2 separate regions of the Homo sapiens genome follow, and region 1 is linked to region 2. A link is a contact called in ENCODE Hi-C data. All regions are on one chromosome and are shown on one strand. Each heading gives the region's core, a stretch centred on a gene start or an enhancer-like site at or near the end of the contact. The rest is flanking DNA. Distances are from core to core; before and after follow the strand shown.

The links. Hi-C counts contacts between places; a loop is a spot of excess contacts on that map. Pooled maps may share reads with other maps.
Region 1: a loop to region 2 is called in a pooled map, with 12 times the contacts of the local background. The contact joins the promoter of DERL3 here to the enhancer-like site in region 2. A Hi-C loop is called at or near these places in 4 of 37 single-sample maps with no recorded cell type and 5 of 50 pooled maps.

Annotation. Positions count from the first base shown.
Region 1 is chr22:23,836,604-23,840,481 of GRCh38, reverse strand. It overlaps DERL3 (derlin 3), which reads left to right and starts at 1,476. Exons shown (of 7, transcript NM_001002862.3): 1 at 1,476-1,587; 2 at 1,706-1,771; 3 at 1,845-1,918; 4 at 2,037-2,130; 5 at 2,628-2,823; 6 at 3,328-3,418; 7 at 3,520-3,878. The coding sequence starts at 1,495. The coding sequence ends at 3,613. SMARCB1 (SWI/SNF related BAF chromatin remodeling complex subunit B1) reads right to left here. Exons shown (of 9, transcript NM_003073.5): 9 at 2,473-3,878. RefSeq lists a silencer at 1,251-1,553.
Region 2 is chr22:22,933,521-22,937,570 of GRCh38, reverse strand. No RefSeq gene overlaps it. Among named protein-coding and RNA genes, the nearest start is that of IGLL5, 48 kb to the right of the region's middle. RefSeq lists an enhancer at 1,734-2,113 and a silencer at 3,284-3,373. Within about 2 kb of position 1,875, at least 4 of the 41 ENCODE cell types and tissues checked have a DNase peak (open chromatin) inside an H3K27ac peak, as active enhancers do.

The DNA.
Region 1 (3,878 bases), core at 227-2,726, 900 kb before region 2:
TGCTGGGATTACAGGTGTGAGCCACTGCGCCCAGCCTTGTGACTGGTTTATGTTACTGGGTGTAATGTCTTCAAGGGTCATCCATGCTGCATCATGTATCCGAATTTCATTCCTTTAAGGTTGAATGGTATTGCATTGCATGTAGACAGCACATTTCGTCTGTCTCATCGGTGGGTGAACTGATGTGAACCATTGTGAATAATGGGGCCATGAACATGGGTGTATGAACATCTGTTCAAGTCCCTGCTTTTGATTCTTTTGAATGTGTACCCACAAGCAGCATTGCTGGATCATACGGTAATTCTATTTTTAATTTTTTGAGTCATGATCATATTGTTTTTCACAGCGGATGCACCATTTTATATTCCCACCAACGGTGCCCAAGGGTTCCAATTTCCCCATATCCTCGCCAACACTTATTTTGTTTTATTGTTTTGCTTTTCACAGTTACCATCCTGATGGACACAGGGATGCTTGCAAAGTGACAAACTTTAGAGGTATCCCAGGTCACCCCACCTGGCACTGCGGACGCCCACGTGGCCCCACCCCTCACTTGGCAATATTCTCATCAAGTGTCAGCACTAGCTTATTGTATTGACTGCCTCCTGGCTGGACTCTAAGAGACAGTGTCTTTTATTGCATGCTACATCCCCAACATCTAGAACAGTGTCAGGCAAACAGTTGTTTAATAAACGGTGGAAGGAAGGAAGGGAGGGAGGGAGGGAGGGAAGGAGGGAAGGAAGGTGGGTAGGTTGGTTTCTATTTTCCACCAAAATATTGAGGACCTCTCCTGCCTGTCCACTTGCTCTGGTGCGCCTCTCAACCCTCGCGCCCCACCTGGACTCAATCCCGCAGTCCTGCCTCTCCTTCCTTGGGCCCCCGGGGAAGAACCCCGACAGCGGCCGGCACATTTGAGTGGGGCCCTGGACGTTTGGGGAGGTTTGGACACATTCCCGAATGCCTCCCTGCTGTGGGTTAGGTGGGCCTGTCTTGGGCTGGCAGCGAGGACAACGTTGTGGCTAGGTCGTCAGTTAGTGAGCCAGCACGGTCTGAGCCGCCACACTCCGCGCCCCGCCCACGCGCCCCGCCCTTTCCAGTTTTGCCTCGCCTGCTCGGGTCTTCGCTCCTGTAACCCATACGATCTTAGCCCCGCCCCCGTGGTGTCGTGGGTCCACGCTACTGGTCCTCTCCTAGAAAGCCGCGAAATGACCAGTTCCTCATTGGCCACACGTTCTCCCGCGCCACCACCGCAGCCACAACAACCGCCACGTGCTCAACCTTGGCGCCTGCCCATTGGCCACCAGCCTCTACCCGCCCACTCTCCCTTTCCGCCCCTAATTTCCCTCTTCTTCCTTCCATTGGCTGTCGGGCTCAGGGGCTCTCTTTTCAGCCTGGGGCGCGCAGCGCCTCGGATGCGGATTGGCCGAAGGCGGGGCTGGGAGGCGGGTTAAAGAGCGCGTTGCTGGCTGGGCCACGCGTGCTTGAGAAGGTTCAATGGCGTGGCAGGGACTAGCGGCCGAGTTCCTGCAGGTGCCGGCGGTGACGCGGGCTTACACCGCAGCCTGTGTCCTCACCACCGCCGCGGTGGTAAGCGGCCGGGCGGACCGGACGTCGCCTTGGTTACAGCCTCTGGCGGGAGGGGTGAGGGTCGCCATGGTTACGGCGTGGCTCCCGGGCAGCTCTTGACTGGCCCCTGGTTCCACAGCAGCTGGAGCTCCTCAGCCCCTTTCAACTCTACTTCAACCCGCACCTTGTGTTCCGGAAGTTCCAGGTGAGGCCGCCCCGCGCCGCGCACCTGTGGGCCCGACCCACCCACCCCGCACCTGACCGCCCGTCCCCCGTAGGTCTGGAGGCTCGTCACCAACTTCCTCTTCTTCGGGCCCCTGGGATTCAGCTTCTTCTTCAACATGCTCTTCGTGTATCCTGCGCCCTGCGGACACGGGCTGGGTGGAGGGCAGGCCGGCCGGGCTGGGAGAGAGGCCGGGACGGGGAAACTGAGGCCCCGCCTGGTGGCACTTCCTATACCGACGCCGTAGGTTCCGCTACTGCCGCATGCTGGAAGAGGGCTCCTTCCGCGGCCGCACGGCCGACTTCGTCTTCATGTTTCTCTTCGGGGGCGTCCTTATGACCGTATCCTTCCCGCAGGCTCTGGAACCTCGGGCTAGGGCGCCTCGGCGTCCAGCCTGTGTTGGTCCTGGGGCCAACACAGCCATGCCAGAGAGGGACACAGTCGCTGTCTCCAGCTTAGTATGTGTTGAGGGCCCACTCTGTGCTCAGCTGCAGGGGTCAGGGCTAGATCTTCAGTGCTGTATGCAAAATACAAAGCCATGCACAAAAGAGCCAGGTGGGTTGTCAGGGCCACTAGCTGAGCCCTGAATGCGAGTAGCCGGGAGAAACTGGGGCAGGGACAGGCAGTGGTTGGGCCCTGGGATGAGGCTGTAGGTGTGCAGGGCAGATTTCGTGGGACCTGAAGCCCGTGGAGTGTGTCGCCTTTATTGGACTGGCTCATCTTGATGAGGGAATAGCACATAGGGGAGATGAGGGGAAGAATTCCAGGGTCTTGGGAAGTCAGAGGGGCCCTGGGCTTGGGCTGAGGCCTGCACCGGAGCACCTTGACTCTGGCCCAGCTGCTGGGACTCCTGGGCAGCCTGTTCTTCCTGGGCCAGGCCCTCATGGCCATGCTGGTGTACGTGTGGAGCCGCCGCAGCCCTCGGGTGAGGGTCAACTTCTTCGGCCTGCTCACTTTCCAGGCACCGTTCCTGCCTTGGGCGCTCATGGGCTTCTCGCTGCTGCTGGGCAACTCCATCCTCGTGGACCTGCTGGGTGAGCCTCCCGGTACATCTAGTCCGCCCCAGGCTGGCCACTCCCCTCAGGACACGCTGCTTATGCCCTGGGGCCCCTCTCCCATCCTTGCTGGAGTTCTCCTCACACCTGGCTCCATCCCCATCTTCCTGCCCTCCCAGCTGCTGTGCTCTTACAGCCCCTCAAGCCAGCCGGCCCACATAATTTGCATCGTCAGGACGGATCTACTGATGCTTGCACGGTCCTGATGGGAGTGAGGATGGGAGGGTCAGGGTTCCTGCCCCATGGCTCCCACTCCTCCACTATTCTCAGGCCCTCCCCTCCCTGGGTCCTGCCTGCTTCTGGGCCTTTTAAGCTTGTCCTTCACGGCCAACCCGGGGCTGGCACTCTGTGCAAGGCTTTGGGGCACTCATGCTGTGGGGCCTGCAGGGCCACCAGGCTGTGGATGGGGGCCTGGGGCAGGCTCTGCTGGTCTAGGACTCTGGGCTGTGGAGGGTGACCCCACAGTCCGTGGCTGTCTCACAGGGATTGCGGTGGGCCATATCTACTACTTCCTGGAGGACGTCTTCCCCAACCAGCCTGGAGGCAAGAGGCTCCTGCAGACCCCTGGCTTCCTGTGAGTGTTGAGAGCCCTCCCTCCCTCTCCCCACCCTCAGAAGGATCCCCACCGATGGGGACCTGTGCTGGCCTGTGCTCAACACGGGCCCCTCCCCACAGAAAGCTGCTCCTGGATGCCCCTGCAGAAGACCCCAATTACCTGCCCCTCCCTGAGGAACAGCCAGGACCCCATCTGCCACCCCCGCAGCAGTGACCCCCACCCAGGGCCAGGCCTAAGAGGCTTCTGGCAGCTTCCATCCTACCCATGACCCCTACTTGGGGCAGAAAAAACCCATCCTAAAGGCTGGGCCCATGCAAGGGCCCACCTGAATAAACAGAATGAGCTGCAGTCTCTTGGCCCACAGCACTGGCTTCCCCATCTCACCTGGCCACATCCTTCTATGCCTGCCCCGTCCTCACTCAGTGTGGCCTCTCAGCCCAACTGCAGGTGGTAGGATAGGGGTGCCCACAGAGGGCAA
Region 2 (4,050 bases), core at 626-3,125:
CCAAGGTAAATTGTCATCTCTCAGTGGCAGAGAAATTTGTCAACCGAGGTCTTCCTAGAAATATGCTCTGACCTACCATACAATTCTTCCTGCCTGAGGAACTGGTAAAAACTCTCCAAGTCCATCCTGGCTTCCTTCTTTCCTTCCCAACTTCTGCTCATCCTGACCTGACCTTGTCCCAAGCTGCTCTATGGCTTTTATTGCTCTTTGCAGAAATCGCTTAAACTTTTTGTTTGCAGTTGCTCCCTCCTCTGTGTTTAACTGTATTTTAAGGGGGGGTTCATTTTCCAATCCTCTTTGCTAAATGTCGGCTGCTAGGTACTCATCCCCCCTGGAATGCCCTCTCTTTCCATTTTTATGACTCAGCAACTTTCCCTGGGCTTCCTGCCTCTGAGCTGGCTGGAGCTGTGAGACAATTTCGGGCTTTGGGCAGCACCTAAGACATACAGGATGCGAATCCATGTTAGGATCGTAGTGACCTCTTCCATATAATCCCCCATTGTACTACTCCTCAAGAGAGAACACTCTGTCTTCTCATCAGTGTAATCTCAAACCCTGCACCCTGACTGTTGTGGGTGTAGCAGACACACAAGAAATATTTGCTGAATGTTAAGTGAATTGGAATAAACATGTTGATTTAAGTGACAAAACCTTCTATTTTTCATAATAATAAATGTATAATGATTGTCAAAAAATGAAAAAAGTTAGATGTACAAAATGAAAACCAATATTACCTACAGTTTACCCCCGCAACCGGTAGCCCCGGGGAATAGATGTGGATACGGATGTGCATCTAGGTATGGATAAAAATGCAGGGATTCATGCACACACAGGTCACGTCTTATCTGGTGGCCTCTTTGGGATAATATGTTCAAGGCTTTTCAGATGCCATTCGCATCATCGAATACAGCATTTTTATAGGATCTTACATCTTAAATTGGCTTAATGTTTTGTTCTCCGATTATAAAATCTGAAAACAGGAAAAATTAAATAAGAATACAAAGCAAGTCTCTGATCCTGCACTGCCCAAGAGGCCCTGTTAGCGCGTTGGTATGGCGCCTTCCAGATCTTTTTCTGCATGAAATCATGGGCTTATCACAAAGATGGGAACTTCTTTCCTCACTTCTTCTTGCCCTGTTGTGAACATCTGTCTATGGCCCTTCTCCAAGGCCATCTGGGGATGTGGATGTGAGGCTGGCATCTGCTCTCGGGCTCTTTTCTGTCACGTTTTGCTGTTAGCTCCCTGGCTAACATCCACATGCACTGGCTCTCTGGCATCTCCATGATAAATTCTTATGAGCAGGATTTCTGGGTCAAAAGAGAGTGCATTCCCAGGCTGTGGAGACAGGGGACACGTTCAGGAGGGCCTAAAAGGCTGAACCGTGTCTCAGCCTTGAGGCCTCTCAGAATCGCCAGCTTGGGAAGTTAGGAGGCCTGTGGTTGCTCATCACTCCCTCACCAACTCGTTCTGCCCAGGGAAGGTCCTGGGGTGGGGGCTTCAGAGCCCTGTCCTGGCCACCCCCCTCCCTGGGGTCCTGCTGACAATCAGGGCCACTGCTGGCTGGTTCTGAGATGCCTTCTGGTGGACCCTGGGACCCAGGATGGAGCTCAGGGTGTGGGGAGGCAGCCAGGGGGCAGCATCAGGCCCAGGGGCTGGACTAGGAGGGGGTGGGGTGGGGCGCAGGCTCTACTGCCCCCACCTGTGAGCTGCACAAACATCCAGCAGCAGCCCTGAAACTGCCCCATGCTCCTCCTGGGCCACACCTGGGCCTGTTTGTCACTCATCCCATGCCCGGGTGGCCATGAGCTCAGTTTCTCTTCCTCTTATTTTTCTCCTTTTGTCACTCTGAGTTCTGGTTTCAGCCAACTTGGGGTTAAATTTAGCCTGGGGATTTCCAGGGGTGGCCAGCTGCAGGCAGGGCCACCAGAGCTGGGAAAGCGCATCCCCCAACCCCATCCCTTGGCCTGGCCCCCACCCTACTCCCATCTCAGGCCTCCCTGGCCAACCCCTTCACCCAGGAATCTGCTGGTTTCCTGAATGGCTGGCACTCGGGGTCCCTGACCCAGTTCCTCCTTGACCAGAGGGAAGGCTGGGCCCAGGAAGGCAAAGGCATTTGCCCAGGTTCACACAGTGTCACCCGCAGGCCCAGGCAAGAGCAATGACTGAGGGTAGGTGAGGGTCCCCATAGGCCAGGCACAGCTTAGGCATCATCTCAATCCGCAAACCTACCTTGTGGGGAGGGACTCTTATCACCCCCTTGGGCAGATGAGGAAACTGAGGGCTACAGAAGAGAAGCAGATTGCTCAAGGTCAAGGGTTGATGAGGGCTGAGCATGGTGGGGGGACCCCTTCTCTGTCTGACACTGAGGTCTGGGCTCCCAGGGCAGATGCCCCTTTGGGAAGAACAGTGCTCTGGGCTCCCACAGGCCTTTGCAGCCACCCTCCTTCCTTGCATCTCCCAAGGCACAGGGAAGGAATGGCCATCAGGGCCTGTAGCCCTAACTCTCATCCATGCTGCTTTCAGGCCTCTTTTCTGCACCCCTGAAATGGGGCTGGAGCTGTGGAATGGTGGAGGAAGTGAACAATCTGGTCTCTGGCAGAGGGCAGTGGTCCACACAGCCACCCTCCATACAGGTCTTCTCCATGCAGGCTCCTCCACACGGGTCCCACCACACAGCGCCCTCCACACGGGCCCCTCCACACAGGTCCCCTCCACACAGGCCCCCTCCACACAGGCACCCTCCAACAGATCCCCTCCACATGGGCCCCTCTACCTGGCACCCTACCGACAGGCCCCTCCATGCGGGCCCCTTCACACATGATCCCTCCACGCGGGCCCCTCCACGCAGGCCCCTCCACATGGGCCCCTCCACACATGATTTCTCCACACAGGCCCCTCCACATGGGCCCCTCCACACATGATCCCTCCACACGGGCCCCTCCACACATGATCCCTCCACACGGGCCCCTCCACACATGGGCCCCTCCACACGTGGGCCCCTCCACATGCCACCCTCCATACAGGTCCCCTCCACATGGGCCCCTCTACATGGGCCCCTCCACACAGGGGCGCCTATGTGAGCTCGGGCAGATCCCTTTCTCTCCTGGTCTGTTTCTCCATTTGTCAGATGGGAGGCCCTGGGCTGGAAGTCAGGACACCACAGAGCTGGCTCTGGCTTTTTGGGATCTAACTGCTCTGGGCCTCAGTTTTCCTACCTGTGAAATGGGACCATGATTCTGGCTGTGGCCTCACAGAATCCCTGAGTGGCTCAGGTGGATAACATGTGTCCACGTGTTTTATAAATGGTACGGGACGATAAGGCCACTCAATAGCGTCTCAACACAGGATGCAGCTACCTGTAGAGTTGCAGATGTGGTCAGACCTGAGGTTTAGGGCCTCTACTCTCGGCCTTGCTCTCTCTGGGCCCTGCCCCTGCCCCTCTGCAGAGCTCTGGGGCTTGGGGCACTCTGGTCCACTGGCCTGGACCAGCATGAATGTTCATGGCCTTGGTCCACCGTCCAACCCAGAGAACTGTGCACCCTGCAGGGCCCTGCCTTGGGCCTGGCTCCCAGCATCCTCTGCTCATTCCCTCTCCTCCACCGGGTGGTCACTACCTGTGTCCTATGCAGGGCCCAGACCTCTTTTCTCCCTTGTTCCCTGCCCCCCTGGAAGCCTGGTCCATCTTGGAGCCCATCCATGTGGCACAGACTCCAAGGACTTCCTGGGTATTAAGTAGGGTGGCAGGCCAGGTGACGTGGGGGACAGAGTATGGGGCCTTTGAGGTGAGCTTTCAGGGTGCTTCCATGAGGGCCCTTGTGCACTACTGTGGCCCTGTGGGAAGAAGGGATGCTGTGGTCACTCCTATACCTTTGCTCACACTCACCCCTAACACACCCGTCCTCTCTCTGCCCTTCAGTCCTTGATCCAGCTCCTAGGCCTGTTTGAGGTTGCTGCTGCCACCAGGCTACCTTTGATGACCACATGGAATCCCCAGTATCTCCTGCCCCTTGTCTTCTTCAAGCAAGGGGGTCTCATCTGCAATCTGAGCT